Regions from separate parts of the Homo sapiens genome. Here region 2 is linked to region 1. Evidence: read pairs that join two places in POLR2A ChIA-PET (ENCODE). Cell type or tissue: Caco-2. All regions are shown on one strand. Each heading gives the region's core, and the rest is flanking DNA. Links, peaks and the distances in the headings are about the cores only.

The links. ChIA-PET counts read pairs that join two places held together with the same protein. Peaks named below come from ENCODE experiments on the same cell type or tissue, not always from the same donor. Only the 100,000 strongest peaks of a DNase experiment are listed, where the experiment ranks them.
Region 2: POLR2A ChIA-PET joins it to region 1 with 8 read pairs; 4 of 35 experiments call an interaction of 5 or more read pairs at or near these places.

The regions. Positions count from the first base shown.
Region 1 is chr10:33,441,250-33,458,017 of GRCh38, forward strand. No RefSeq gene overlaps it. Among named protein-coding and RNA genes, the nearest start is that of NRP1, 110 kb to the left of the region's middle. In Caco-2, for the core only: no CTCF peak of the experiment used is centred there; no DNase peak of the experiment used is centred there.
Region 2 is chr10:33,376,757-33,393,524 of GRCh38, forward strand. No RefSeq gene overlaps it. Among named protein-coding and RNA genes, the nearest start is that of NRP1, 50 kb to the left of the region's middle. RefSeq lists an enhancer at 16,346-16,768. In Caco-2, for the core only: no CTCF peak of the experiment used is centred there; a DNase peak (open chromatin) is centred at 10,405.

The DNA of each region.
Region 1 (16,768 bases), core at 5,825-10,824:
TGATGATCAGGATTATTATTTCCCAGACTTCCAGGGAGTCTCTCCTGCCTCCTTCAATTTCTCTGCCATTGACTCTAAAAAACTCCTTGGACAAAATGCTTTTGTCCATTTACCAATAGCTCTGTGTTGCTCAGGAATGGAGGGGAAGGAACAGAAATGAGCAGACATCTTTGTTCTATCAATTTTTGGGAGACCAGGGAAACAAAATAAAACAAAAGACAAGAAGTGCTTCATTTCTAAGCATCACAATGGCTGAAATTATGCAACTTGCATGTAGTCTTTAGAGATTCCAGTTAAGCCTTCAAAACTAATTATCCAGCTTGTTGTGGTGGTGGTTGTTTGTTTGTTTTTGCAATCCCTGTATTAGTCTGCTCGGGCTGCCATAACAAAACGCCTTAGCCTGGGTGGCTTAAACAACAGGAACTTCTTTTCTTACAGTTCTGGGGGCTGGCCGAGATCAGGGTGCCAGCTTGGTTGATTTCTGGCGAGGGCTCTCTTCCTGGCTGGTGACTGCTGCTTTCTCATTGTGTCCTCATGTGACCTTTCTGTGATGCACGCTCAGGATTGAGGAAGAGCTCTGGTCTGCCCCCTTTTTCTTAAAAGAACACTAATCCTGTGGGATCAGGGCCCTACCCTGATGACCTCATTTGACTTTATTTACTTCTTTAAGGGCTCTATACACTCATATTGGGGATTAGGGCTTTTTGACATTAATTTTGGAGGGACGTAATTTAGTCCATAGCAGCTTCTCAATGTTTTTACAATGTATTTGTTTGTTTTGTTTTAAAACTAAAATCCATAGATGGTGGCATTTCTTTTTTTTAAGAGACAGGGTCTGCTCTGTCACCCAGGCTGGAGTGCAGGGGTGTGATTATATCTCAGTGCAGCCTCAACTCCTGGGCTCAAGGGATCTTCCTACATCAGCCTTCAGGGTAGCTAGGACTACAGGTGTGCACCACCATGCCAGGCTAATTTTTAAAATTTTTTTGTAGAGACAGGGTCTCACTAAATTGCCCAGACTGGTCTCAAACTCCTGGGCTCAAGCAATCTTCCTTTGGTGTGCCTTGGCCCACCAAACTGATGGGATTATAGGCATGAGATACTGCACCTGGCCCTATAATTCTTATTTTTATTTTTTGAGATGGAGTTTAGCTCTTGTCACCCAGGCTAGAGTGCAATGGCACAATGTCAACTCACTGCACCCTTTGCCTCCCGGGTTGAAGTGAGTCTCTTATCTCAGCCTCCTGAGTAGCTAGCATTACAGGTGCACGCCATCATGCCCAGCTAATTTTTGCATTTTTAGTAGAGACAGAGTTTCACCATGTTGGCCAGGCTGGTCTCGAATTCCTGACCTCAGGTAATCTGCCCACCTTGGCCTCCCTAAGTGCTGGGATTACAGGTGTGAGCCACTGTGCCCGACTGGCCCTAAAAGTTTTTAAATGCTCTATTGTCCCTTGAACATAAGAGTAAGACTTGAATCTATATAATTGATAGAGACCTTAAAACATTTCTACCTTTCTTATCCAATTTTTTCCCTCTCCATCTATACCATCCTACAGAGACGGATTCCTATACTAAAGAAGGGGATTCCAGCCACTCACTTCTGGGCGGCCAGTATTGGCATTTAAGCCACTAAAATATTTTTTGATATCTAATTGAATTTGTCTAATTTGAATTACAGATACCAATAACAAAATCATTAGTTTATTCTTTTAGTATCTCACCATATGCAAAGCATTTTTGTGTGCATTTGGTTTGTTTGTTTTATCATTTCAACCATCTTAAGAAGTAGAGAGAGAAGATCTAGTCCTAATTTTATACAGGAGCAAGTAGTCAAGTGATTTACCAGCAACAATAACAAAAAACAACAAGCAAGGGACAGAGCCAGCAAGAAAGTTCATTTTAAAGAACAATTGGCATAGCCGGGTGCGGTGGCTCACACCTGTAATTCCAGTACTTTGGGAGGCTGAGGGGGGCAGATCAACTGAGATCAGGAGTTTGAGACCAGTGTGGCCAACATGGTGAAACCCCATCTCTACTAAAAATACAAAAATTAGCTGGGCGTGGTGGGGGATGCCTGCAGTCCCAGCTACTTGGGAGGCTGAAGCAGCAGAATTGCTTGAACCCCGGGGAGATGGAGGCTGCAGTGAGCCAAGATCGTGCCATTGAACTCCAGCCTGGGTGACAGAGCAACTCTCTGTCTCAAAAAAACAACTGGCTGTTTTTTTCCCCTCTCTTTTCTGTTTTTACTGTGCACTGTTTCAACAGTTAAATAACTTTAAAAATAATTAATTCTATAAGAAAGCATGAGAAGGGTACTGTAAGAGAATAAAAAGACAAATGAGACATGTTTTTTCTCCCCTAAGGAGCTTCCATCAGGGTGCACAGTGTTTCATGCAATCCAAACAGAGCATTGCTGCATGAAGAGGGTTATGTCTTTCCATTCCTCTTTAAATCAACTTTATCTGTGAGAATCTCATAATTTTGAATTATGGTTTAGTGTTCATTTATGGTTAGGATTATGATTAAAGTGCAATTAATCTCTGATAAAGCCATGTCTACATTGATTCACTAAATCAGAATTTTTGAGGGTATATTTTGCTTTCATGATTCCTTTAATAACCAACTTCTGGCTAATCAGACAAGTACTGCAATAAATCCATGTGCGTCATTGATGATAATATTTGGATTGACTTTTCTTTATAATATTTTGAGTCATGGCATAATATCGATATTTATACCTCTTCCAGTCCTAATGCATACCACTTTGATTAATAAAATACTTTTAAAAATACTTAAAATATAGGTAATAACAAACCAACAATCAATCTTTCTATAGCTTATACAATGCCTTATCCTTCTGATTTCCAATGATTAATCACTTTCTTTTCTCTTATTTAAATTATTTTCAAAATATTACTGAAACATCCTTTAAAGAGTTTTTCTTTCAGGGAAACTCATAAAAATCTATCTATGTTCACTGAAACAAGCTTACTTTCAGTATAAGACCTTACTTTTTTGGGGGCAAATTATTCAATCATTGATACTTCTCTTTATGAAATCTCCTAAATTGCAGATGATTTGGCTTCAGTGTATCTTTAATGATAGAAATCACGTATAAATTGGGTTTAAAATTCCAAAGGATAATTTTGAGGACTGCAGTACATTTGGCCATTAGAGAGTCTAGAAATGCCAAATTGACCAGGTCAGAATGAATGGTCTTGGGCTGCCATGTTTCATGGCAACCTGTATGCAGAAACTTACCATCTTCAAATGGGCTTGTTCAGATGCTGGGAACTGCTTTAGGCCATTCCAAATCAATAAGACAGCCAATTATACTTGAGTTAAGTAAAATAATAAGCAAGAATTGCAAGAAGCCCTGTCCAAGCACAGTTTGAAAAACTTCCATACAGAGTTCTTAAAAGCAGACTGTAACTTCTAATGAATTACTTGCTTCATTATTACTGCTGCTTGAATCAAGTCAAGCAGTTTAGCCAGGACTTCACAACATGTCTCTGTCACTGCGTTGATACATAGTAAGTTGTGAATGGCCTGCGATGTTTCTTGCAATGATTTTCATCATGCCCAGCCAGTCCTGCCAATCTGCAAATGTTCAGGCCCCCACATATGGACCACACAGCCCATGCAACGCAGTCAAAATCTGTTAGTCACGGGATGATCCGTCTGGTATTTTCAGCTAACTTAACAATTAATTGGGTAGCATCTGAATCAATAATTCAATGATCCAGTTTGGTCAGCAATGTGTCCAGGCTTTCCTGATGATTGGTCGACTTGTTTTGATTTTCAGGACCCAGTCACAGAAGTAGTGAAGTTTTAACTAGGCTTTCAAAAATATTCATACAACTCAGCTATATGGAAATAATTCATAGAAGCATAACTCTGCCAATGATAAGAGTGAGAAGCCATTAACTCAACAAATGAGTGACTTGTTATTCACATGTCTTACTAAATTGGCAACTATGGCTTTCTCATTTTTATGTTATTCTATGTATATACATGTATCGAAATAGTGTTATTTAGAGATCTTAAACATGTGGACAAATATTTTGATAGAGTTTGGGGAAAACAGCCTATATCCTTGCTTTATAGAAAAAGAGTTTTCATGAGAAAGAAGTTATATTTATTCAGATATATATGTATGAGTACATATCTAGATCTATATAGGTTTATATACATATATAATAATATACTTGAGCCCCACTCTTTCATTCCACTACCACTTCGTAGCCAAAAGACAGAGATCTCGATATAATAAATTAAATATTAAGATATATATTAAAGTATACATATAATGTAATTAGATAATAAAGATAAAATTATTTGAAATGCCTCAAAAATAATACAGATTTTAAAAGAAAATGAGAGCATAAAAACCTTTAAAATGTATGGATCAACAAAGAAATACATTGCAAAATTATTACTTAATTAGAAAATCCCTTTTAAATGCTCTTTGATTCCATGAGACTTTTCAGCTGACAAAGGGCTTAGCCACCTCTTAAAGCAGAGGCTCTCTCCAATACCCGAAGATAAATATCTACCAGGAGCTTTTTAAACAATGCTTGTCATGTTTGTCATTATGAAGCAGACTCATACATAAATTAAGTTTTCCTAAACTGTAGCTATGAATTAAGAGTCCCACGATTTGTGCTATTGCTAACCTACTCCGGTGGTATGTTGCCATCACTTCAATTGTTTTAATGATAAATTTCCTTTAGAAAATGGAAGGATCTGTTGACAGACAAAAACAGGAACTAACAATGGACTATTTAGACTTGCAAATGATGGAACATTTAATTATTCCAAAATAGCATTCCCCAGTTAGGGTATGATCATTAAATCCATCATCCTTCAGTTTATATGCATGCAACATTTACCATGTCTACCTCAAACAGGAGTCAGTCATCCAAATATAGATTTTTGGACCATCCATTTCAGCATGACATTTCATCGAAAGCCTGGAATTTCATTTATTTTCTGTAACAGAGATAAAGTGTTTGTAAACGATGTGATAAGACCATAAAGAGAAAGTAAAGTGAAATTCAGCTTCATACAGAGATAAATACAGACCCTACTGAACATAGCAGTAGTAGAGAAAGAGAAAAATGAGAGACAATACGTCAGCAGCAACATTCCAGGCAAGAATCGATGTTCCCTACATATGGTTTTTAAAAATGTTTGCTCAGTTTTAGTTCTCTGAATTTGCTTGCAAAATAATTTGCATTTAGACTCAAGACAGTGGCGGCAAGATCAAGACAATCTAAAACTAAATATACTTGAACTCTTTTTGTCAATTTCCACATACTGAAAAAAAATGTTTATGTCTCATTGGAGAGATAAATGTCTCAGAAAACAGTGTTTTATAAAATTCAGAAGTTAATTATTTTTCTGCAGGTCCTCGTTTTTCAGGAAGAATATAGAGTAGCTAGGTATTCATTATTTGAAGTCTAACTGGAGACAAGTTATGTTTAGGACCTGGACAAACATTTCATGAGATGGCAGGTACAAATAAAAACCAATTAATTCTCCTCCAGCGATGTTTCTTTCCTCTAATGGAAGGCTTGTGGTGTGCAAGAGGTGTTTGGGAAGGATTTACAAGCAAGTTTTCCATGAAAGGACATTACTAACATTATTAACGGCCCCTCTCAGCCCGGGTCCTTCTCTTCACCATCATTTTGTAGCCCAGGATGACAAGGCCTAGAGAAGTTAAGTGACTGACCCAAGGCCACATGCTGATGTCAAAATCAGGCCTCGAGCTTATGTTTCCTGACACTTACTCAAATGTAATTTTATGCCACCATTCTGCCAGTGGGAAATGTGTGTGTCTGGCCATGTGTGCATACACTCTACCAAAATGATGTCCATGAAATTTTAAATCGCACCATGAAAATGAGAAGTAAGCATCTAATATCCTATCTTAATCAATTGGACCAAATTTAGAAAAAATTTGAACCCTGGCCGAACGCCGTGGTTCATACCTGTAATTCCAGCACTTTGGGAGGTGGAGCTGGGCGGACCACTTGAGGTCAAGAGTTCAAGACCAGCCTGGCCAACATAGCGAAACCCCATCTCTACTAAAAATAGAAAAATTAGCTGGGTATGGTAGTGTGCACCTGTAATCCCAGCTACCTGGGAGGCTGAGGCACAAGAATCACTTGAACCCAGGAGGCAGAGGTTGCAAGTGAGCCAAGATTGCACCACTGCATTCCAGCCTGGGTGACAGAGCCAGACACCATCTCAAAAAAAAAAAAAAAAAAAAAAAAAAGGAAAACAAGGAAAGAAAAGAAAAAAAAATCCCAAGCTGTTATGAAAAATAGTTTTAGACACTCTATGAAAGGTACAGAATTCCTCTTTTCTTTGAAATACTTGTGAATAGGGGTGTGTGTGTGTTTGCGCATGCACGTACATGTGTATACATACATATACACATGCTATATGTACCATATATATATTGAAAGAGAGAATGATCAGGAGACTCCTATTTAAAGTATGCTTAAAAACTTCAGTCACCTATAACCATCCTACCCTCAGGCCTGGCCTTTTGAAACCAGAAAGACTTTTTCCTTTTCCCCAATTTTCTGTCCTATTCAGTCCCCCGACCTCTGAGCCTTGTCAGTGATGGTGGATGACAAGAAAGAAATATGTTAGATGCCAGGTGGTGGAGTAGGCATTCACTCTGTTTGACTTTTTTCTATTGGATCTACAACATAGAAATAGACAAATCACACACCTACGGAGTTGTCTTTAGGATTTGATTAGCTGACATGTGACCCTGCTAAGAGCCAGCAAACTCTCCTCATCCTATCTGCCCTCTTCATCCTGGCAGAAGAACCCTGGTTCATTATTTCTGAGAAAAACAATCACAAGTAGCTCCGTGGTTGTCCTGGTGAAGATAGAGAAATGGGAGAGGTATCTTTTTCCTTACAAAGGAAATTGATATTATTACAGATAGATGATATAAACTTTTAAATGCCATGGTGATATAGCTGCCTGATTCCTAAATAAAGAATATAAATAAATAACAGGAGTATAGTTGGTGGCATAAGCAAAACTCACCCATTTTCCCTTAAATGGGCTGGCAAACCAGGGCTGAGAGGAGACAGTCGGGGAGATTTAAACTAGGAAATCAGAGAAATGCTGCAGGAAGACACAACTCACTCCATAATGCATCCTATTTACGAGGCAAATAAATATCAATTGTGTACAATATTGCCATGTCTACAAAAGCAAAACTCCCATCATTTTGACAGGTGTTTTGCATACATATGAACTGCAAGATCAAGCTTGATATGTGTGATTTCTTACAATAATCAGTATCTGAATCTTCTGGAGTTGGCATGCAGCACTCTGTGAAAGATGTCACATTTAGACTCTGCCTTACATAAAATGTGTGCAATGTCTATGCTTAACTCCCGGCACCTGTCTCTGCCTTATTTTCTCTGCCCACTTAAAATATCTTATAACAATGTCCCCATGTTTACCATTTTTTTTCATACGCAGAGTTTTGAACGTGGTACGTTTGAAAGTTTTGTAGGAAAAATCTTTTGCATGGTGAAAGCAGTTTATAGCAAACCTACATATCTACAGAAACACTTGTATGGAAAAAAGAAAAAAAGAAGAGTGCTGCCAGACATTTCACAGAATTCAGTGCTGCAATGTACCCAACATGGATGAAATCTGGTCCCAGCAAAACAGGATTTCTTTCTGTGAGAAAATCCCGCGGCATATAGTTCCCCAGCTTCCTTTATAATGTATCTTCCTTCATTCCCCAATCTCCTCCCCTTCAATGGATTCAACTTTCAATTTTCTACCATTTCCCTGCAAAATGTCTAGAATCTATTCTTTGGCTTCTCATAATTCCTGTCCTGATTCCATTTCCACACCATTTTCTCCAACCTCATGTCTCTTCCCTTTTTTTTTTTTTTTTTTTTTTTTTTTGGCAAAAGGTCACCGTGAAGGCAAAATAGGTTAGCGAGAAGGCAGCTTCTATTGGGCTATGCTTCAATTTTTCTCTTTTGAGTTTCTCCCTACCTCCTTGGCCATTTCCTTAAACCTGTCTACACAGCTGTACACCACTGAAAGTGGGGTGTTGATATGCCAAAGAAAAATGGGCAAACTCCGTGTGCCAGCACACCATCACATGAACAGAAAATGAGAAACTGAAAATACATTTGGTGAAGGAATTCAGGAAACTGAGGGACAAATTGTCACAATGAAGATTTACCCCCTTGGTGTCAACACACCCAGGAAGATCAAAGTGAAAGACGAGGTAGAAGCTAATGTCAGCCCACAGAAGCTGGATGTGAGCACAGAGGCAGGCAGGCCAATCATGGGTAGAAGGATAGAGCTCTCTAGGGGAGCTAAGTTCAGAGCCCAGAGATGGCGAAACCTGAGAGTGTTTTAGAACCAGAAAGGCACTGTGACATCCCTGAGGTAATTTAGGGTGCTGTAAGTAGAAGCGGAAAGGAATAATTAGAGGAACTACATTCTATTCAGGTTTGTAGGAAGAATAGGATGGAGAGAGTCAGAGACTTATGAAGGCCCTCATCTTCATCACTTCTAGGGGGCTGATGGCTTCAAAGGGATGGAATCCAACATCTGACAAATCCGGGTGTTTATCTTGCTCCTAGGAAGTAAGGATGGTTCTTTATTCCTTCAAACTTAAGGATATTACTTTTTCTCTCCTTAAAATCAAGGAAATTAATTCTACATAAAAATAATTATATATAATATGTGTATAAATAACATACATATTCATATAGATTATATATATGTATACATATATGTATGAATTTGAGAAATAAATAAAGGAAAATGAATTAATTCAAAAGCAAAGACTGACTGTCCAGACAAAATAAGCTGGAAGATCATTAAGCAATTTACTCCAGAGAGTGTTCAGATATTACCATTAACACAGAAATATAGGACACTGACATTCTTCATAACAGATGCTCTTGAAAAATGAAGGGTTTGAAAAAAAGAATAAGGAAAAATAGCTAATATATGATAAACAGCTCATAGAATCAGAAAGAAATACAAATAAAAAAACTGTCCTTTAAAAAATATGGAAAATTTATAAACTTGATTTTCTTCAAAAATCATTAGTTTCAGAGTACTACAAAAATATTTTTAGTCTACACTGTATGAAAGACATATATTTTCAGATAATAACACATGGAGGCAAATTAGCTTTGTGTTTGCATCTTGCAGACATTGCAGTAAACATTTAGCCACCAATATCAATAATAAGTTTGTTTTATTCAGTATAATAGTCTTCAAAACATAGACCTGTGTTTACAGATCAAGATTAAATCAAGGGGTTATTATTAACCCTGGTAGTGACCTCTCTTTGCTGAAAATCAAATAAATCTAACAGGCATTTCTTTTAACTAAGCCCTTGAAAGAGAGAGGTTCTATCAGTGTTTGCAAAGACTGTTAAACTAGAACAAGAATTAGCTATTTGTTTCTGGTTTACTTTGCTTTAATATTTTAATGGTGCTATAAATTTTGGAGCTAATTAACATAAGAAAAAGTTCCATCCAGTGTTTTAAAATATTTTAGAACATTCTATAAATAGTTTCAGACAATCTTCTGACTCATGTTTAAAAACATGTCCAATTTATATCAGAATAACTCAAAATTGCAAATAACACCACCTTCCACCCAGAATCACTTCTGCTTAAGACACAGTAAAAGTAACCAGATTTACTCCCCTGCCTGAAACAACCTGTTATAATCTGTTTAGTCTGCTATAACAAAATAGCTTAGACTGGGTAATTTACAAACAATAGACATGTATTGCTGATAGTTCTGGAGGCTGGGAAGTCCAAGATCAAGGCATTGACAGATTTAGTGTCTGGACTGGGACAGTTCCTGGTAGATGGTATCTTCTATGTATCTTTAAATGGCAGAGGGAGTCAAAAAGCTCCCCCGGGCCTCTTTTATAAGGACACTAATTCCATTCATTAGAGCTCTGCCCTCATGACCTAATCACCCCCCAAAGCACCTCACTGCTTAATATTATCACACTGGGGATGAGTTTTCAACATATGCATTTTGGGGGTTGGGCACAAACATTCAGGACACAGTGCAAACAAAAACAAAAACAGATGGACAAAACATATGAAACAACAATTTTCAAGACCCACTGGACATATGACAACAATGATCCCTGAGAGACGGTAGACAAATGAGGTAGGCCCTGTGATTGTCCCAGCTACTACTCTAGCTTACTTACAAGCCATGTTGAGGGAGGGGAGAGAGATGGAGCTGAGAGTCCGGGGAGACCAAGGAGGAGAGAGAGAGAGAGAGAGAGAGAGAAAGAGAGAACAAACTCTGGGAGTTCTGCAGAGGGTCCCCCTTCAGTATTTATCTGAGTACAGACCAAACTGTGCACGTGGGGAAACTACCTAAAGCCAGAGGGGAAAAACTACCTAAAAGGATGAGGAGATAATGCAATGTAATAATGAAAAATATTTAGTTGATCAAACACAAGGCAAGAACACAGGGAAAAGGGAGCAAAGAATATACAGGACAAATAGAAAACAAGTAGAAAGATAATAGATTCACATTTATCCACACTGATAATTATATTAAATGTAAATGGTTAAAATGCATAAGTCATCAGCTTGGACCAGAAAAGAAAACAAGCCTCAACTACAGTTGCCTACAAGAAACAGACTTTAAATATAAAGGCAAAAATAGTTTAAAAGTAAAAGAACTTTTACTTTCAAAGTTCTTTTAAAACTTTTAAAAATATACCAAAATATACCATGCTAAAACTAATTTTTAAAAAGTGGAAGTGACTATATCAGTATTAGACAAAGCAGATTTCAAGGCTAAGACTATTAAGGGATATAAAAGAGTGCACACAGAATATTTACCAAGATAAACCGTATTCTGTCTCATAAAAGGTCTCAATACCGTTAAAAGGATTCAAGTTATATAATGTATACTCTCTGACCACAGTGAAATTAAATTAGAAACCCATAACAAAAAGATGTTTGAAAAATAGTCAAGTCATTGGAAATTAAATATACCTGTATCTATTAAATAATTATTTGTTGTTGAAAACCTTCCCACAAAGAAAGTTCTGGGCTCAGATGGTTTTGTTTGTCAATTCTACCAAGTATTTAATAAAAAATACCAATCCTACACAAAATCTTTTACAAAAAGAGAGAATATTTCCCAAGTAATTTTTTGAGGTCAGTATTACTCTGATACCAAAAGCAAGCATTACAAGAAAAGGTAAGTATAGTATGATATCCCTAAAGAACATACATGCAAAATTGTGCAGAATTTTAGCAAATACAACAAATACATAAAAGCATAATAAATGCAGAATTTTAGCAAATACAGTAAATACATAAAAGCATAATATGTTTTGAACAGGATAGTTTGTCCCGGGAATGCTAAGTGGATTTCACATTCAAAAGTCAATTAATGTGATTCATCACATTAATGAGCTAAAAAAGATAAAATCATCTCAGTGGACATAGAAAAAGCACTTGACAAAAATCCAACATCCATTCTTGTTTTTCCAAAAAAAAAAAATTTCAGCGAACTCAAAATTGAAGAGATTTTTCTCAACCTGATAGAGGGCATTTATGAGAAATCTATAGCTAATATCTTCTTTTAATAAATGTTTCGAAAATTAATGAGATCAGTGCAAGCAATGGTGCCCTGGGTCTTTGAGAAAGTAGAGCTCACGTCAGCTGCCTGATTTGGTTTTGTGCCTACTAAATTTTTTAGATCCTAGGCTAGGGTTTTGTGAAATGCTTTATCTAGTGTAACTGGCGCTTCCTGCTGCCAGTCTACATTCATTCGTCTTTAGCCTGCACCACCCTTAACTAGGGAGGCCGATGGCTGTCTCTCCTCAGGTTAACTGTCTGGGGATTTGGCCTCAGAGACAACACAGACGTAAAGCTCCTTGGGATTCCTTCCATCATTTGTGTTCTAAATGATTAGTAAGAGTGCAGTCTAATTTTTATTGTCATGCATGACTTGGGGTACAGTCATGCTGAACCACATAAATCTTTAGAGCCAATCATTGCAGGAACTGGTTTGACTGTTTCCACAAGTAATCTCGCCAGCATTCTCAATGTGGGCTCTTGAATCATCACTCCTAAATTTCTGAGCTCATCTGAGCTTTGCGATAATAATAGTCATAATTCTGAATTTAATATAGATGCTTTCATCTGCAAAGTGCTTGGCAAACATTAACTAATTAGACCCCGGATGCTCCTCTTGAGGTCCTCAAACAAATAGCACTGCCTCATTTTTGAAATGAGGGGTAAGAAAAAGACCTGAAGCTCAGAGCTCATTAGGGTAGCACAAAAGACAGTGGGAATCAAACCTAGAACCTGCTCTCGTCACATGGGCTTGGGTGACATACCTCCAACAGAACACTTTCCTGGAATCATTAACCTAACTTTTCTTTTGCAAGGAACGTGCATGACAAATGTGGTTACTTTAAAATGATAGGATTTCTTTTTATGAGTTATTGAAGTTTTGCACTGAATATTCCTTTCTACCTAAAGAATTAAGCCCCACATCTTGAGTCATGCTTGGAATGGTATTAACCTCATATTTTAAAGAGGCTTCTCCTAGGGCTTATGGTGAAACAAGAATACCTATGCACAGGCCACAGTTATGTCAGTGAGCATAAAAATTAAGAGTGCCTGCAAGTGCCTAGCTGCAGGTCTTCCTCATCCCAGCAATCAGGTCATCTGCACAATGAGATACGGAGGCTATCTGAGTGTCTGACTAAACTCTGCCAAAGCTCCTTTATTTGTTAAGCCTAAATTTAATATTCCCCTGCCTCCAAATTAATTCACCCTAATAATTTGGAATGTCCTTCACTTTTGCTGCCTCCTTTATGAATCAATCTAGAGATCACAAGTGAAAAGCTAACATTACTATTGCCTCTGTGTAAAAGTCCATAAATAATACTTCTTCATTATCAACAAAGAGTATTTGCTATCCAGTTCAGTCATGAGGTTTTTATAATTAGGAAGGGAATCTGGTAATCTCTTGTATTTATTTGCTTACTTTTATGAATGTAGCAACAATTGTGTGCCAGGCTATTGAGAATAAAGTGTGTGGGACAGAGACATCCACCGATTCATGTGAACACCAACAAGCGTTTGTCTGAATCTGGCCTTGAATGTACTTGGTGGTTTCCTTCCCTGCCAGCAGTAAATTTCAATGCTTGTAACAAATGATCTTTAATGGCTTCATTGCAATAAAGGCAGCCCATTTTGTTCTGTGCAGCCAGACCCAAGTCTTGCTTAAAGTAGGCCACCTTCCCTTGGAGCATTTATCCCACTATTTCAAAGTGCTTGGTATATATTATAGAACTTTCTCCATGGTTTTAGAAGACATCTGAACAATGGTTAAGAACAAAGTTTTTAGATGGGAGAACTGACTCAGCAGATCTCCTCCCAAGGTCAGCCTCATTAGCAGCCAATCAGATGTGTGCCTGCTGCTTGTTCCTTTGCATATTCAACACATATTTATCATGTATTTATTATGTGGTACAGTACAGGCATACTTCCTGCCCTCCGAGAGTTTACAGCCTGGTAAGAATATGAGATAGTCAAGTAATAATGTATAAAACCCTATTAGAATAAAATATGCTGCTTCGACACTTAGGAGAGTGACTCCATTCCAGTTTGGGGCATGAGGGATGATATGGGACAGTAACTGCTTTCTACACTGAGATCTGAAAGGCAGTATGTGTTAGTAAGCTAGAGGGAGAGGCAGAAAAGAGAGCTGCAGGCCAACGAAGTAGCTTGCATGAAAGCCTGGAAGCAACAGAGTGTGCAGAGTGATGGGGTGAGTGGATTTCACTCTATCAGGACCAAGGTAGGAAAAGAGAAGGCAGGAGATGCAGCTATATATATACTTGAACCAGGTTTTGCTGGTTTTGTAAGCCATGGTAAGGACTTTGGACTTTTTCCTGAGAGTAATGGGGAAAACTTTGAAGGGCTTGAGCAATAGCATATCAGGACTGGTTTTGTATCTTTTAAAATATCAGCCAGGTGCAGTGGCTCACACCTGTAATCTCACCACTTGGAAGGTTGAGGCAGGAGGATCGCTTAGGGCCAGGAGTTCAAAATCAGCTGGGCAACACAACAAGACCTCATCCCTACAAAAATAAAAAAGAACTTAGCTGTGAGTGGTGGTGCACACCTGGGGTCCCAGCTATTGGGGAGGCTGAGGTGGGAGGATTGCTTGAGCCCAGGAAGTCGAAGCTGCAGTGAGCCATGATCACACCACTGCACTCTAGCCTGGGTGACAGAGTGAGACCCTCTCTCAAAAAAAATCTTTTTAAATCATTTGTAGAGCAGAGTGGAGAAAGATTGTTGGGCAGAGGCCATTCAAGAGGCTGCTGTAGTAACGCAGATATGTCATGATGGTGGCCTAGACCAGAAAAGTAGCAATGAAAACGGAGAAAATGGAATGGACTTAGAGAAGATACAAGAGTTAAAATTAAGACTTTCAGATTGTTGACTATGGCAGGTGAAGGAGAGGGCGGAGTCAAAGCCGACTCCCAGGTTTCAGCTGGGTTGATGTTGGTTCTATTTCTTGATATTAGGAGCACAAGGAAGAATAGATGAGAGTAGGAAATGAGGATGAGAAATGAAAATTTCATTTGGTAGTTTAATTCTAAACTGCCTATGGGGATGGCCTGTAGACAGCTGGATGCATTTGTGTGAAGTCTAGGAGAGAGAGAGAGACTGGGGATATGGGTATGGGCATCATTACTATAAAGATAGTAGATGAACCAGGAAATTGCCCCAGGGAGGAAAAGAGGGGATCCTTGGATAAAATCACTGAAGAATATTGTCATATAAGGGGCGAAGAGGAGTATGCAAGGAAGACTAAGGAATGGCCCGAGAAGTACAAAGAAAGCCAAGAGAGAAAGATACCACAAAAGCCCAGGCAACGGTGCTTCAGGAAGGACAAGAGGAAGTGAATCAATAAGGAACTGAAACATATGAACAGGATTTAGGAAAAAGGTTGTTGGTGTCTCTAGTGAGGACATTTCATTTTAGTGGAATGGTTATAAAATAAACCATACGTCTGGGAGCTGAAGAGTGAGAAAATATAGACAACACGTGTAGACCTTTTTTGAGAAATTGGGAAGAGGAGGAGAGAAACATGGTATTAGCTGAAAGGTGAGGAGGGGTGGATAGCTGACGATTTTACAATGCGAAAGAGCCGAAAACATTTAACTGCTTACAGAGAAGGCAAGGAAGAGAGAAGAGAAAGAGTTCAGGATGGAGAGCGCATCATTTATGAAGGAAGCAGGACTTGTACCTCCAGCACTTGTAATTTTAGAGGGTGTCCTTGACCTCAGGTTAAATATTAAAATGCATACCGAGTTCACATCAACTACATGTTTTACAACAAAAAAATTAAAAGGGTTTTTATAATTTTGTTTGCAAAATTAGTTGGCTGTGAATAACTCACAATTTATAATTCAATATGACTTATCAGTAATCAACGCACATACTTGGGAATTTGGGAAAACTGAGAACATCCAACTAATAAATTGTTTTCAAATGTAGTAAGACATTTATGGATACTATGTTTACAATGCTGACATAATATTACATTTTATATGTACTCTATTATTACATGTGATTTTCATTATTCACATTTTGAATTTAATATTCTTTTTTCTGGATGCAAAAATGTCTACAGGTACTTGGCTCGTTCACCAGTCCCAGGCAGTTTACTTATATTGTTCAATGGCTGAAATTCTAAAGAACAGGGTTCCTGCCATGACAGCAGAGTGAAGGGACCAGTCTTCAGGAGGAGGAGACTATCCTCCTTTTGTACAGGAGAAAAGCACAAAAGAACAGGCACAGAGGCAAGCTGGTAAAGTGCCAATCTCATGGTCTCCATTTTCTCTATTGAGGTGCCATCACCTCTTTGTGTGTGTCTGTAGTGTGTGCGTGTGTGTGTGTGTGTGGTGTGTATAGTATATGTAGATGTCTGTAGTGTGTATATGTGTGTATGTTTGTAGTGTCTGTATGTGTGCATCCTGTATGTGTATAGTGTGGGTGTAGTATGTGTATGTAGTATGCATGTGTGCATGTGTATAGTGTGTATGTGTGTAAATATATATATATTTATATATGGTGTGTATATAGTGTGTATATATGTGGTGTGTGTGCATGTGTGTAGCGTGTATATGCATAGTATGTGTATGTGTGGTGTGTGTGCATGTGTATAGTGTGTGTGTAGTGTGTGTCGTGTGTGTATGTGTAGTGTGTGCAGTATGTAGGTGTGTTTGTGCATAGTATGTATATGTGTGTGTAGTGTGCGTATGTGTCTACGTGTGTGTGTGTAGTGTGTGTGTGAGTAGTTTATGTGTGTAGCATGTATGTGCATGTGTAGTGTATGTGTGTGGTGTGTATATGTGTCTATGTTGTAGTGTGTCTATCTTCTTGAGAGATGGGGCATTGATATTCCTTTTAGAAATTCTTCTAGAAGCCAACATCTTGAAAATGAGCCTGCTGATGGTATTCAGAGCTGGCCAGCTCTTCCCCATTCTCCTTCAATCCGGGCACGTCCCACCCTGTGTGGCTGGATGTGAACACGTACGTGCAAGTGTGATCTCTCTGTGTGAACATTAAGAGGTTGCTCACTTGCTCCAGTTTTCACCTGGAAGCAGCACTTCCTTCCCCATTCCCTCCTATTCGATGCAACAGGCTGATCAGAGTATTTCTGTTCACCT
Region 2 (16,768 bases), core at 7,345-12,344, 63 kb before region 1:
TGTTCTGTTACTACGGATTGGCCTGATTTGAGATACTTATTTAACTTCTTTGAGCCTCTGTTTCCTCATCTTTCATGAAACTAAGATACTGTCTCTAAATGGTGTCACAAAGTAGTAATATAATAATTAACAGCTGAATATGAATAATGCCATTATGCCTTTCTGGTAAGACTCACTGTAGGTAAACACTTTGACCTATGTTATTTTATTTGATCTTTATAGAAACATGGGAGGATAGTGATGTGCCTACTTTTTTGAATGGCCTGCTAGGTAATTTGTGCCACCCTGAAAGCCAGCCTAATGGACAGGTAGTGCAAAAGAAGCAAGAGGGTGTTCAGTTTCCTGCATGAACAGAGTCAGCAACTGACATCTGAGAGCCTTTGGGGCTATTTCATCCTGGGGTTTCAAGCTCAGCTTCAAAGGGACTGGAGAATGAGGCACAGATGAGAAGATGGGGATCCTATCTCCTCCCCAACTTCAATTGCAGCAGCTACATTTCTATGTGTTATTGATTGAATTTCCATGTAAGATTCCAATGGAAGAAAGTTGTAGTCAAGCACTTTCATTTCGCAAATGGCAAAACTGAAGCCGATATTGTGGTTGTGACTTATCCCAAAGTAATATACACATAAACCTCTATGGATGAGGAAAAAGACAGAGGGAAACTAAAAATTCAAAAGAACAAATTTGACTCACAGATTTGCTGACTCATAGTTATGATAGTTATTTCCTCTACCCACGCTTTCTTGACTGATTGAATAAGTTGCAGTTTTTGTCCTCAATTAACTCATCGGAACATGACATTATTTTAAACTATTGAACCACCTTCTTCATTAAATAGTATTTTTTGAGAGTTTACTATATATGTCACTGTCCAGGTACAATGAAAAATACCATAAAGATAAAGCATTCTACACTCCATATGGATAGAATTCAGATTGCGTAGATGACTCAGTCTTATGAGAAGGTGGTATATAATGACAATGACAAATAAGTGTGACCATCTTTTTTTTTTTTTTTTTTTGAAAGGATCTCACTCTGTTACCTAGGCTGGAGTGCAGTGGTGCGATCTCCACTCACTGCAGCCTTGACCTCCTGGGCTCAAGTGATCCTCCTACCTCAATCTCCTGAGTAACTGCTACCACAGTTATGCACCACCACGCCCGGCTTTTTTTTTTTTTAATTGTTAGCAGAGACAGGATCTTGCTGTGTTGCTCAGGCTGGTCTCCAACTCCTGTCCTCAAGGAATCCTCCATGCCTTATGCTAGGATTACAGGCATAAGCCACCGTGCCCAGCCAGTGTGACCATCTTGAAAGGAGAAATTACACAAAACTCAGGGTGCTCTAGGGAAGTTTATTCAGAAGTTGAGGTTTTAGCTGGTCCCTGAAGAATGAATAATATTAAAATAGGAGACAAGAAGACACGAGATTCCAAATGTAGAATATCTTCATAGACTTGGAAATCTCAAGGCTCCTACTGAGAAGATGAAAACAAAATTGGTATATCTAGAGCTAAAGGTTTATGAAAGGAAGTTGGTAAGGCCTGGAATCACTAAGCATTGAACAGTGGATCATCAGGTGACAGCTGAGGCCGTTCCTCATATTACAGAAGCAGGAAATGTGTTCCAGGAGCCAGCTCCATCGTCTAACCCTACAGTATGGGGCTGTCCTTCCCCGTCCTATGCCATCTCTCTGCCCCCACTGGATCAAATTCACAGATAACAAGATTTAACACATCATTTCTTAAACTCCTACTTTGTCACCACCACCTCTACTCAATTCCCAATAAATTGGAATATACATAACACAGGAAGCAGGAAACAATAGAAAGGCTTTGAGCAAGGCACAGTGTCTTTGAAAGATGGATTTAGTGAGTATATTTGAACTGGAAGGATCTATAGGTAAATGTAGGCAAGGGGTCTGTGAAGGAATCCATTTATTTATTTTATTTATTATTATTTTTTTGAGATGGAGTCTCACTCTGTCACCCAGGCTGGAGTGCAGTGTCACGATCTAGGCTTACTGCAACCTCCACCTCCCAGGTTCAAGTGATTCTCTGGCCGCAGCCTCCCGAGTAGCTGGGATTACAGGTGCCCACCACCACACCCAGCTAATTTTTGTATTTTTTAGTAGAGACAGGGTTTCAACATGTTGGCCAGGCTGGTCTTGGACTCCTGACCTCAGGTGATCCGCCTGGAAAGAATCCATTTATATGAACATTTCTTGTGTTCCTATGTGATGTGTGCTCTATGTATTATTTCCAATTTAATTTTAAGACAACCCAATTAGGTTGATAATAATATCTCAATTTTATAAACACGCAAACTAAGGCACGATGAGATTTAAGTAACTTTCCCAGTCTCAATTCACTAGCAAGTAAGAGCTGGGGTATAAAACTAAACCTTTATAATGTTAAAGTACATCCCCTTCTTTATTCTTTATTTTTAGGTCAAAAGCAGATGGTTGAGTTAATTATTTTCCTCAGTTCAAGACACATTATCATCTTTGATGTGTGCAGGGCCCCTTTGGAAGTTTTATTTATTTATTTTTATCCTTTTAAAAAAATTCCTATGCCCTGTTTTCATTCCTCTCTTTTCACAGCCAAAAAATTCAGTGTGTTTGATGTGTATTTGTTATTTTATATGTGTTCTTGAAAAATGAGTATTATTATTTTGTGTGCATATATTGTTAATTTATGTAAGTGATATTAATTATGTATCTTCCTCCTTTACTTTTTTTTCACGAAGGACTATTTTTTTAAAGACTCATACATATTTCTATGGATGCTTCTAATCCATTGCTTCTAACTCCAACTTCTGCCCTTTCAATTACATACAATTAATTCCCTAAAGCAAGGGGCAGACTCGGGAGACATCACTCATAAATATTAATTAATCAATTAACATATTAAAAGCAATTCAGTCAACAAAACATTTGTTAAGCACTTACTACCAGACACTGTGTTTAATGTTGAGAATACTGAAATGAGTAAAGTTTAAAACCTAAACTTAGGGGACTGTCAGTCCAGTAGGAGACACTATCATGGAAATAAATAATTACAGTTTAGTGATTTATATGCAGTCATGGGTACGACCTCAAGAAAGAGGGACAGCACAGACAGGGTGTGATTGTTTTCATTGGGAGCACTGGGCAAAATGAGTGAAACGTGGAATAAAAAGAATGACCTTTTCTGAGTTTCAAAGAATGTGTAGGAGGAACGTCCTGAGTGGATGGGTGGGGAAAGGGTGTTCTGGGAAACAGCACTTTCGACAAGAATTGTTGCATTCCCTGTCTTCTCTGGGGCCCCTTAAAGTCCATGTCCACTCACAGGCTCTTAAAACAGCAGCCATGTTTACTCTCCTACTTCCTGAGCTGATAGTCTTGAGGAGGGCCTCTGGTCCCTGCTACACAGCCATCCCTGATCAGTGCTCCAGCAGCCATGCGCATGTGTAGTCTTGGTTAAACAGGTGAGTTGGTCCTGTCTACTGTTTCCCTGGAGAATTTGAACCAAAAGATCCAGGCATGTTGCCATAGCAGTGGTGACCGGAAGTGGAGCTGGGAGATCTTGATGCCTGGTGGTCATCTGCATGCTAATGAATAAACAAAGCGTGGGCTTCCAAGCAAAGCGAGAGAAGAAAGGCTCCCCTGGGTAAGGAGAAACGCCATCTTGCTTTCTGACACTTTTCTCAGCTCTACTCTTGCGAGCTGGATTTTGCTTCCCGTCTTGAGGTCCATGAAGTTTATCTGAGTCTTGATAATCAATATCCCTTATTGTCAACTATTTTGTGTTTCAATTGCTTATTACCCAGTGATGTTGAATAAAGCATGTATTCCAAGGCATAAAGACCCGAGAGACTGTGATCTGTTGACAGAGCTATAATCCCCTTGTTATTGACAGGTATGAAATAGGTGGGTGGGGTTGGAGGAAAAGCTGAAGGAAGAACCAAAAAGACTTAGTGACTGATTAGAAATGGCACACAGAGATAAAGCAAATCTGAAGTTGCAAGCTTGGAAGCCCCAGAAGAAAGGTGGTAATATTGATATAAAGCTAGGGAAATGAATGAATAGAGAAGAATTCAATTTTTAAATACATGAGAAGTCTTTGGGAAACATGTGAACATCAAATGGTAAATTAGAGAAAGATGAGCTTAGATGCCTGCACTAACCTTAGAGAGGAAAAGGAAGAGGACTCAGTGAAGGGGAGTTAGGAATGAGACCAAGAGTGGTCAAAGATGGGGGTTACAGAAAAATATAAAAAAGTAGCTGTTGATAATAGTAAAAAACACAGTCGAGTCCACGAAAATGAGGATTATAGAAAAAAATCAATGCTCAACAGCCCTATAAATCCTTTCATTTCAGAAGTTTTCAGTGCCTTTAATATGCTTCCCCATATCTGTCTATGATCACATGGATATTATCTTGGGTAGTAAATTCCTGGTCTATGGGAATTTGCTCTGTTAAAATTTGCTTTATTTAATACTCAATACAATGCCGTGTGTACTTACCAAATATGTTTTTATTAATAAGACGAAGAAGGTTCTCGTGCTAAAGTTCTCTTGACTGCTAAAATTAGAAAGTGTCAATTTTGACCTCTGTGGCTGTGGGGAGGAACATCTGAAGCCTCGATGTTCAGATGTGACATATAATGAAGCCTCTTCTCTATGCATCCTTCAAGTGGTCCCAGCTAATTTGGATGGGGAATTTTGAGGGAATTTAAATTTGGGGATTTCCCATGTGAAGCATCACTTTGCAATCATGTGCTTAGCTAAAAATTCTCCTTTTCGAGGATCGCTCATGCTAGTGACGCGTTGTTAGTTTGGAGAGAGAATAAAGGACAAGTGTTGCCTTCCTTCCTGTGCCGCAGACTTAACCAACTAATTAAATCCACTTTGCTTTCTGGGCTTATGGTGACTTTGTGTAATTCAGACTGGAATCTTGTCACATCCAGAAGATCTGTCGTTGTCCAGGTTACCATGGCAGCTAATTTTTTTTTTCTTTTTGTAGAATTATCCCCAGCCCTTGGCTTCAGTTAACCACATAAGCAGGTGTATTATTAGCTTAATGAAGGGACCCTTTCTGCAGGCTTCTTCCCATGCTGTCAGGTAGCTGTCCAACTCGCATGTTGTTGCTGTGTTTAGTATCTTATTCTCAGCATCCATCTGGAGCTCTTTTACAAAGCCGGTAGGTTGCGTGCCAGAGAACATCTTGCTGCCTCGGAAGAAAATTCATCTCCTTTTTTTTTCTTAAATGTGACCCATGACATCACATTGTCCTCCCCAGCCCATCCTGAGCTCTGCACTGAGGGGTGGCTTTGTTGCCATCCTAGGCATGCATAGCTATTGTCTGTGCAATGCTTCATTTTGCAAGTCTGTAGCTATAATGCAACATACTCTGGGATCAGTTTCAAAGTCTAACGATTAACACATGTTTATTCATTCCAAATGGAGCCACGGCTGCAGTCCCTGCTGCACACATGTTATTGGGGATTTTTTAAATTGTTGTTATTATTTTTCCTCTCTAGGTTGATTCTTCACATGGATCAGAAGCAACCAGCAATGAACTCCTGAAATCTTTGTTTACTGCCTTTGAGGAACCTTTGTACCCTTGCCGTTTCTCCATGAGGTGTGTCCCCAGATCACTTTCTGGATGGCAGGCAATGGCCGCTAGAAGGTCAGTTTTGTGCCCTGCTTTAAGTGTCACTCTGTATGCATGCTCCCACAGTGTAATGACAGCCAAGTAGTGACAAATGTAGCCTTACAGACTCAAGGCAATAGTGCACACCAGAAAAACACAGATGGGGAAAAAAGCAATTTTTGATTGAATCTAAAATATGGCAGGTAAACATTTAATGACACAAAGGCAGACATTCACAAAGAGGTTAAGAAATTAGGACATATTTTTTTGTAAGCGAAAAAAAGTCAAACATAGGGTTGTCATTATCAGCTACTGCAGCTGGTGCTCACACATCCTTGGGAGGCGTCCCAGAGTGGCATGGTCAGGCTCCTGGGCAGAGATGGTAAACTACTGACCCATTACCCTCAGAATGACAGTGATGTCAGCTCTACTCAGTGACCCAGGGAGACAGCAGCATTAACCAGTATGCAAAAAATATAGATGAAATTTGGAGCAAATTGATTTACTGAGGGATTACTTTTGGTTAAATGATTTTCCCTCCTTTCTGAGCCCTATCCATCCCAAGCCGAATTCTCTGAGCTAAATTGAAGTTTCTGCAAATGCATCCTAGCAGTGGAGGTTAAAGAGTCACTGTGAAATTTATTTCATCCCTGAATTTACAGCTTTGTTAGGCAAAACTATATAAAAACCATAAAAAGAAAGAGGCTAAAAATAAAAATGGAAAAACCAATAACAAACAAGCAATTCCAGCCAACTCTTTTTCCTCTGCTCAAGATGAAATGAAGAAAGTGAGCATGGTATGTAACAACTAATGGTAATTTTCCCAGCCTTAATAGTCTACAAATGATCACAGATAAGGGATATGTACATATCCTAATTTATTCCCCTGACCTAAACATTGCTCTCCTAACAGTCACCTCTTCTGAACCTGCTGCTCTCTCTGATATGACAATCACTTGTAAATCTTGAAAGACAGTTAAGCCGTGATTGTAATTTTTTATACATAGTATCTAACACATTAGGAATGCAGAGTAAATGCCAAGCTATAATCATTTAAATGTCCTTCTTTATTTATTTCATTTCTCATGTTCTGTGTTTGAATGAAGACTCATGGAAACCCTTGTTTTCGCATTTAATCACGCAGTGCCAGGTGGCCCCAGCCCCAGGCTCAAGACAACCATTAGCAGGTTTTTCTGCTAGGGTGGATTCATCCTCTATATACATTTCTGATTGTCTATAAATAGCATCACTTGTGAGGATTGTTGAAATAATTTGTTGCTATAATTATAGTGACATTTCTAGCATGTTATAATCATATAAAACTGCCAAAATAGGAGGATGCTATTTTGGACTTTTTTTTTCCAGTTTAGTTTGTGTTTCATGGAATGGAAGAAAAGATGAGGAATGCCTCTGGTTTAGAGAAGGAGCCACATTATAACAGAAGAGAACAATGACACACAAAAATCAGGAGTACTTCCTTCAGAAGAAAGGCAGCTGGAGCCTTTGAAATTGACATAGTTTTAGTCAAAAAGAAGAAAAGAAAGATCTCCAAAATATACAATTCCATACATGCAAGAGAAGTGAAGACATGTGATGATATTTTTCCAGCTGAAGGCCTTAGCCAAACCAAAGTCATTTTAATTTTTCATAGGCTTTTACATTTTTGATGACAACATCTTGGTTGAGGAATCACAAATGTCTGAAAAAGAAGTCGCAAGGATGGTTGCACTGTGAAAATCTTTGAAAAAGTCAGTATGTTTTGAATTGACATTGTATCTCCACTGTTTTCAAATGTTCAGCCAATGCCAATTAAACAAAATAAAGATGTATGTTGTATTAGTTCATTTTTATGCTGCTGATAAAGACATACCCAAGACTGGGTAATTTATAAGGAAAAAGAGGTTTAATGGACTCACAGTTCCATGTGGCTAGAAAGGCCTCACAATCATGGCAGAAGGCAAAATGCAATTTACGTGGCAGCAGGCAAGAGAGAGAAATGAGAGCCAAGTGAAAGGGGTTTCCCTTTATGAAACTATCGGATCTCATGAGACTTATTCACCATTGTGAAAACAGTATGGGGGAAACCACCCCCATGATTCAATTATCTCCCACTGGGTCCCTCCCACAACACGTGGGAATTATGGGAGCTACAATTCAAGATGAGATTTGGGTGAGGACATAGCCAAACCATATCATATGTATTGATAAAATGCTGTTAGCTAGTGAACAATCACATACTTTGAGGACTGTACCACAGTTGTGGATGTTTTCAAACTAAAATGGCATACTGTATCTACATAAGTTGTGTTGATGGACAAAATTAGAAAATGTCAATGTTTATTTTAGATGCAATTTCTCTTTTTTCTTAGTGCCCAGTGCTGGGACCTACTCATTTGACCTGCCTGATGACACTAAACAACAAAGTGGGAATTGGCTTTCTTGGCATTAATCAAGGTTATAATTTTATATGTATTTGTAGGATCTTTCCCCCACATCTGTACACTCCAAGAAGGTGCAGATCCTGTCTGGTTGGAACTCAGTCATATTTTCAGCAAGGTGACAAGTCATAGGTCATTTTGAGGTGAACGAATGAATGGTGGAACAGGAAGACTTCCAAATAATCCTTGCTCTGAAATTTACAAGTTTTATAAGCTCAGGCCAGCATTTCCCTTCTTGGAGCCTCAGATTCATTCTTTACAAAATGGCTGATTTGGCTTGGAGGCTCTCCAAGGTCCATCTTAAGTTCCAGAAGCCTTCAATTCCATAAATGAATATACAGTAGATGCCCTAGGGCTCTACCACCGCCTCTCTTCTGAAAACTGTTTGCACAACCCGCATCTCCGTCTCACTGCAGCACAACATTCCCTGGAGATAGTCATCTAGGCCAGAGTTAGACCCCAGATCCTAGCTGGACGGAGCACCTGCTTTTTTCCAGGTATTTGGTGCTAGGCCTGAGGACCTGCCATTTGGAATCTGCTTACAGCTGCTCTGTGACCTGCGGATTTGGGGACCCTGGGAGTGACTGCCTCCTGCCCAGTGTGGAGGGCTGGGCAGAGACAGCCAGAAGGCAGAGAGAGAGGAATAAAGCCGTCTCCAGACCAGAGCGGACAGAGCAAGTGGAGACTTCTGGCAGTTGCCATCCCTTGCTGAAAGCTGAGGGTTCCATAAGGGAGCTTGTATACTCATAGTGAATTTCCTTTTTGCCCTTTTTTTGGATGAAAAGTAGCTCTAATTAGCTTTGTTTTGTATCCAGAAACCCAACTAATAACATACATCCATTCTTTTCAGTAGTTAAACCTAGTTTAACTGGTGATTCTGGTGAAGTCTCCTAGACTTTTCAAAGCCTCATTCATAGAAGCCTAAACCCAGTATTTGTTGTGAACAGCATTATCAGTGCCTGTGAGGCAGTCTCTCTCTGGGGTGAACCGCAATTTAGGCAGTCTTTTGTGTTTCTACACAGCAGGAACCTTATAAAACTGGAGAGGCAAGAGTCTTTGACCTAGGATGAGTCCATAGCCCATTTCTTTGCCCCATTTTTAAACAGGTTGGTCTTGCCTCCTGTTGTTGATCTTTGAGTCCTCCCCTGCACACCTGCCTGGAATGCTCAGCTCTTCCTGCTCACCTCCGCAGACTTCCAGAGCCTGGACAGAAGTCACTTCCCTGACAGATATCAGCACAAATCTCTGTCTACCTTTGGTCTCCTCCAAACTGCCCTGTCTTCTTGTCACGCACATCCTAACTTCATATTTCCTTTCCTGATCTCATTGAGAAATGAGAAATCGGGTTATGGGTTATCTAATTCCATTAGCCTCATTATTCCTTAGGCATCTCAGTCCCGGAGAGCTAATGCCATGTCATAGAAGGAGTCGGAAGACTCGGAGTCCACCAGTAACTCTGTGATCTTGAACAAAACCCCTTCTCTCTTGATTTGTAAAATGAGACCTAAATTGCATAATTTGTGGGATACTTCCATCTTCACTCTAGGGTCTATTTCAGATAAAATCCCCTCCCCACTCTCAGTTCTCATCTCAATTTCTTTCTTTTTTCATTTTTATTTTATTTTATTTTTAGACGGAGTTTCACTCTTGTTGCCCAGGCTGGAGCGCAGTGGTGCGATCTCAGCTCACTGCAACCTCCGCCTCCCTGGTTTAAGTGATTCTCCTGCCTCAGCCTCCTGAGTAGCTGGGATTACAAGTGCCCGCCACCACACCCAGCTAATTTTTGTATTTTTAGTAGAGACGGGGTTTCGCCATGTTGGCCAGGGTTCTCTCGAACTCCTGACCTCAGGTGATCCTCCCGTCTCGGCCTCCCAAAGTGCTGGGATTACAGGCGTAATCCACTGTGCCCAGCCTCATCTTAATTTCTAGGTTCCTACCACTCCCTTTCTTGGCATGAAGGGGTGGGGGTCTTGTTTGCAGGTGGAACTTTTCCACTGTGGGTCTCTCGGTTTTATTGTAGATGTTTTAAAGTCTCAACTAAGGTTCCTGACAGGCAGAGGGAAGATGGGATGGGATGGGGGAACAGTGCTCTTCAACCTGGAGGGGCCTGGAGGGCTCAGGCCACTCAATACGTGCGTTAGTATATTTTCCCACATTCTTGTTCCTGTCTCTTTCCTTGTTAGGCAACACCACCCTGGTCTTTTTTTTTTTTTTTTTTTCTTGCCTTATCTTTGTTAAGCTTTCCACATTCCTACTCCATCAGCATGCTTTTGGCTGACAAACTTGAAGCTTTCCCCTTTTGCTTGCTTTGCAGCTATCATCTAATCTTGCAAGAGATGAGAATTCTTGACATGTTTTTGTTAACTTCTTTTGTTGCCACTATGAGCTCCACCTAATTCTGAGACTGACATCCCCCAAGCAGCAGGCAGTGAGGCAAGGCTCTGGGGTGGCTGGCCTGGCCTTGCCACTCTGAGGCCAGTATTAAAACACTGAGTGGTTGGTTTCATTCCCTACATTACCAACTTTTTCTTTTTTCTTTTATTTCTTTTTCTTTTTCTTTCTTTTCTTTTTTTTTTTTTTTGAGACGGAGTCTTGCTCTGTCACCCAGGCTGGAGTGCAGTGGCGTGATCTCGGCTCACTGCAAGCTCCACCTCCCGAATTCACACCATTCTCCTGCCTCAGCCTCCCGAGTAGCTGGGACTACACGTGCCCACCACCAAGCCTGGCTAATGTTTTGTATTTTTAGTAGAGACAAGGTTTCACCGTGTTAGCCAGGATGGTCTCGATCTCCTGACCTCGTGATCCGCCCACCTCAGCCTCACAAAGTGCTGGGATTACAGGCGTGAGCCACCGCACCTGGCTTTCTTTTATTTATTTTTCTAATCTAAATTTTAAATTATTTAAAACAGGATCTCTCTCTGTCACCCAGGGTGGAGTGCAGTGGCATGATCATAGCTCACTACAGTCTCCATCTCTTAGGCTTAAGTGATCCTCTCGCCTCAGCCTCCCGAGTAGCTGGGACTACAGGCATGTGCTACCGCACTCAGCTGATTTTATTTAGTTTTGTAGAGATGGGTCTCACTACATTGCCCAGGCTGGTCTCGAGCTCCTGGCCTCAAGCAAGTCTCCTGCCTGGCCCTCCCAAAGTGCTGGAAATCCGGGAATGAACCATCATGCTCAGCTTTGCTGTCTTAATGAGAGCCAATTTAGCCACTCTGGCTGAAACCCTTCTCTTCATATGACAGCCCAGCCATCAAACATCAGTTGGATCCAATAGTTGAGTATGTGGGCTTCTTCAGTTTCCTAGGCATGGCTGGGTGACCAGAGAAAGAGAAGTGCCCACTCAACTGTCCACCAATTTGGAATTCTATCATTCATAACTAGCATTTATATTACGGCAGATTTTGAGCGATAAAGGTGATCACACAATTGCAAAACATGCTTTCTGTATATTTATGACCAGGGTTTTTTCATGCCTCTCTCACTGACTTCCACCCCTGGTCCTTGTCAAGCTTCTAAGAGTTTCTCAGTGCCTTTTCCCCCAGAGCTTAGATCATATCCAAGGAAAGATTGAAAATAAAGTAATTCACTAAGTGGAAAAGAGGAGATTTTTTTATGACTATCAGTTTGCAAAAACAAAATTAAAGATAATACAGGTTCATGCAATGTCACGGATAATGACAACAATCTAGATAACAGCCAAGAAAAGGCAACTTTATTGCTTTCTTGCAAACAAGCCAAGAACAATAGTTCATCAAGTTTCCACTATATTCATAATGGAGCATTTTATGATCTTCTAAGGAGAAGTTTGATGAAATGCAAGACTGTGCTTTAGATAAAAATGTCAATTTTCATTAAAATCTTTAAGTTTATTTGTCACACTTTCTTTCTAAATTCCAAACTAATTTCTTTGGGGCTCATGTCTCTATTAATTTGCTTGTTTCTTTTGTAACATAAAAGCTGTGACATTTAGATTTAAAATGACCATTGTTTCTGCACTGGATGTTCTTGGCCTGTTATTTCCTTCATAATTTTTACTACGGCTTTTGGGGATTCATTCACTTAGTCTTGGCAGTTACTGAATCTTCTTGTCCTTTGCAGCTATAGAGATGCCTCAAGTTGGCAAGAAAGAAAAGGAAGTCTTTGTGCCGTTGAATACCAAATCTGGTCTCTATTACAGTGCCGAAGGAGTGCTGTTTGGAATGACATTGGAAACAGCCAAAGAACATCTCCAAGACCTTCTGACGTTGATGGAGAGAACCTCTGACTGAATCCTTGGTGGCCAGGCAGGCAGGGCAGCTCATTCTGAATGAGTAGAAATCTCATTTATAATGTTCAACCTAGGTAACATGTTTTAGAAGACAACTTAAGTCAGAGGGAAAGCCTATTATGGCCAAAGCCTGAATATTTGTCCAGTCGGCTGTTAATCCAGTCAGCTTTGATGGAAGAATTGGTAATAGGAAGATTGTTCTTTTTGGCTTGTTGGGCTGGAGTCAGAGAGAGGGGGACACCCACATGGCCAGAAAGCTGAGATGTCATAGCTAGATAGTCCTCGCAAATGCCACTTTACCAAACAGCCTTCCATTATGATTGTCTGCAAATGAAAGTTAACACTGCTACACCTGGCAAGGAAATTCTTTGCAGAGCCATGGGTGTAGTTACCACACTGCACTGCAGCAGTTTGGGAGAAGATGCTGAATTAGGGTGAACCTCCAGTAGCCTCTTCTGGGCTTCTTCATGGAAAGGAAGTGAGAGAGCTTCCTGAAGCAGGAGATGGGACAGGTGCCAGGCAACAGAAGAAAATCAGGCCCTGCACAATGGATCACGCCTGTAATCCTATGGCTTTTGGAGGCTGAGGCAGGAGGATTGCTTGAGCTCAGGAGTTTGGGACCCCATCTATACAAAAAAAAATTGGCCAGGTGTGGGGTGACATGCATCTGTAGTCCCAGCTACTCAGGAGGCTGAGGCAGGAGGATGACTTGAGCCCAGGAGTTCGAGATTGCATCACTGCACTCCAGCCTGGGTGACAGAGCCAGACTCTGTCTCAAAATAAATAAAGAAAAGTCAAAAAAAGAAAATCAGCGATTTGGCCCTACCAGGCCAGGATGCAGGAACCCTGGCTGGGAACCCAAGAGGCAGTGGGAAAAGCAATGTTAGGGTTCCAAGCCCTTGTGGAGTGAGTGCTCTGCTCCACTGCTGGTCTGAGCCAACCCCCTGTGTTCATGGCACCTCTACTTTGCGTTCTGAGAGCTTGGGCTTGGCAGTGACCTGGATGAGGCAGAAAAAGGGAGACAGGATTGTGGGACAGGCACAGAATCTGGAGACAGGGCTACTATTTGCTTTCTTTCGAGGGAGGAGCACAAAAGCCAAATATGAAGTCCTTCCTTCCAATCTTCCATTGTCTGAATTGAGCTGACTCACTGCAGAGTAAACTCATGGATAGCCTTGGTTTTTCCAGCATGAACAGCTGGGGGCAACTTCACAAGGGTGTGAGATTGGGGAGCTAGAATGGTGCCTCCAGTGTGTGTGAAGACACTGGAGAGTCATATTTACACCGTCACGAGCTCTCCTCCCAGAAAATCATCACGTTTATTATCTTGCCAATTAAACCTGCATAAATGCATGGGCAAGGTAGGAGAAAAATGGAAAAAATGCACAGTTCATTTCCTTCTCTGGTGCTGTTTACTCTACATGAGATATTATTAAAAGAGAAAGGTGGTAAACAGGCAGAAAACTGCCCTGTAACACCCACAGGTCAACCAAAAAAGTCTGGTGTGATTTTAATCTCAGCAATTTTTGAAATTTAGTGATGAAGAGAAATGCTGAACCCCCTTTCTGGCGTGTTAAATAATGATAATGTATGCTTTAAAAACTCATTACAACCATTAACATGAATAACTAGTGATTTCAAATTTGAGTTAAATAGTTAGGCTGCTACATTTATGTTCTTTGGGTGTTTGAATATAATTATTTGAGGATTAAATTGAGACACATCGATCGGTCCCAGAAATAAATAACAGGCTTGCTTGCAAAGCCAAAATTGGAATGGAGAAATGAGAATTCTTAGAGAAAATATCTGTTGTATGAATGAATGAATAAAAAGGAGATATTCCACACATTAATTACAGGAAGATTTCAGGAAAGGATTTGGTTGAAGTTTTTAAGACGATGATGACCGTAATAGATGATTTTAAGAAACACTTTTGATTTTGTTTCTTGTTTTTATGATTTCTAAGATTGGAGAAGGAATTTATTAAAAGGACAAAAATGTACTTTTATTATTTAGTAATCTTCTTGATTTGGACAAAAACTGATGAGAGGCTACCTTTCTTGAAATAAAAGGAGTATCTAGGATGCATTTAAACATTATCTCAAGTATCAGTTACTTAGATATTAAATCAAAACAAACCCACTGCAGTATCCTTCCTTCCTAATAGACAAATCCTTAGTAATTTATATTGTATCCAGAGAAAGTGGAATTTATCATCAAAGCTAAGCAAATCAGTAACTCTTTGTTTCGTTACAGAGGTAACCTTGGATTTGGTGGTGTTGAATGTATTTAAACCTCAAGATCAGTTGGCTACATATATTTTAGGAAAAAAGAAAATCCTTTCAATTAAAATTTTTTACAGTGTAAATGTGTTTTGAGTGATTTAAGTTGGACCCCGAAGGTTGATTTTAATGTACTTTTTTTATTAAGGATTTCATTGATGTACAAGTTGAGGATACTTTTGGCTGAAAGTGCTATTGAGATGTTAGGAAAATATCAAGCAAGGTGAGCAAAATAGCCAACTTGCAAGCAGTATTCAGAAGGTCTCACCAAAATAAAATCATCAAAGAGGAGCTTTGAAATGCAATGTGGAACGGAATGCAGGAGGCATTTTCAAAGGCTTTCTGCCTTTGGACTCACAGACCACCAAAAGATTAGCAAGATTCTGATGTACAGGAATGTTAGGAAGTTTCTGGGCTCACTCATCCCTCAGAGACTTAAAAAGATGACAAAAATTCAAACCGTCAAGCCATTTTGTAATATAAAAAAGAATCCAATCCATCCATGCTTGTAATTTCCATAAATTAGCCTTGTAGACCAGCATGGTGTTTTGTAACATCGTGGAGCAATGCATTATACAAATTAGACAAGGGCTCTGGCCAAGAACAGTTTTAAGGAAAATGACAGATCCTTTGCTGTTTCTCGCACACTGAGCTCAGATCTTCTCTGTCTGACTAGAATCACAAAGAGGAAACTGAATATTTTATCCAAAATATTATTATAAAACAGTGCTACAAAGGCCCTTCCCAAGAGACAGATCTTGCAGCAAATATCAGCAAGGCAGGAGGAAGGAGAGGGTCCTCATAGCCTCCTGTCTCTGTCAGTAACAGGCAGTCGGTAGGACTTGGACTCCGAAGGCATGGGCTGGATTTGCAAATTGCATTTTCAAAGGAGCAGGGAGATACAATTAGGAAGATCAATGTATGAAAACAGCACCTGAGGCTGCTGGAGTGGAAATGCAAAATTGTGCTGAGGATTCAAGAACCGTTCTGACATGGCTGTTAGAGACGCTGAAATGTGATTTAAAAAAAAAAAAATTTGCCATTTCTCCACCAGAACCCCCAGCTCTTGCCAAGAAATCACCTCTCTGAGCTTCTATTTCCTCCCTTTGACTCTCCCCTCTTCCTCATCCTCATTCTCACCTCCATGCCTTTGAATACTGTTTGCCTCACCTAGACCATCTATTCCCCATGCCTTCGGATGAATTCTAACAATCAACAACTATTCACTATATGCTCTGTGCAAGACATTCTGCTTGACATTTAGAGAATTCAGAGATCTCCAAGACCCAGGCACTTCCCTTAAGATGTTGAAAATCCCCTTAAAAGGATAAAAAACCAAATGTATAAGAGATAACTAGAAACAGACACATAAAATCTCCAAATGTGCGGGAGTGAGACAGAAATTCAGAAGAGAGACATTATCACCTGGGAAGTCAAGGAGACTTCATGGAGGTGAATTGAACTAAGCCCTGAAGGCAAAGCAGGATTCAGGTAGGTAGAATCAGATAGGGCTGGGGATGTGGGCTGGCATTTCCCGCAGGAGCTCGAAGCAGCATAGGTAGGCAGGAAGGATGAAGAAAAGAGATTGGGAGAGATGGCGTTAGAGAGGTTCAGGTGTCTGGAGCAGTGAGTAACTTACTTGCAGGGCTAATGGACTAGCATTTTTACATTTTGCTAGGTTACGTAGTAAGTGAAAGGGAGTTGCTAGAATGAAGGGGTGTTTTAGGAATAATTTACAGGACCCAGTGAAACATGAAAAACAGGGTCCCTTCTTCAAAAAGGAGGGAAAAAATTTCCATTAAGTTCCTAAAATAGAAAGTCAATATCTTTTTTCTTCTGCAGTCTCTCTCCACCTATCACTTTGTTGTTGGTTTTGTTTTGTTTCCCTATTTAATGTCAATTTCCTTGGGCACAAGACGCTTGCAGGAAAAGTGCAGTCTCCCATGGGTACCTGGGGACCCCACCCTGCCCTAGTCCAGTGTGCTTTGTCCTGGCCGACCATGGGGAAGTTGAGCCAGGCATCTTCCCTCCCCAAGGTGTGCTGCTGCAACCCATGGCAGATGAGTGACCTCAAGGGTGTTGCACTTGGATGTGCTGGGTACTTGGATTGGGTCTAGTAAAAGGCTTACCCCTGCCAAGTTGCC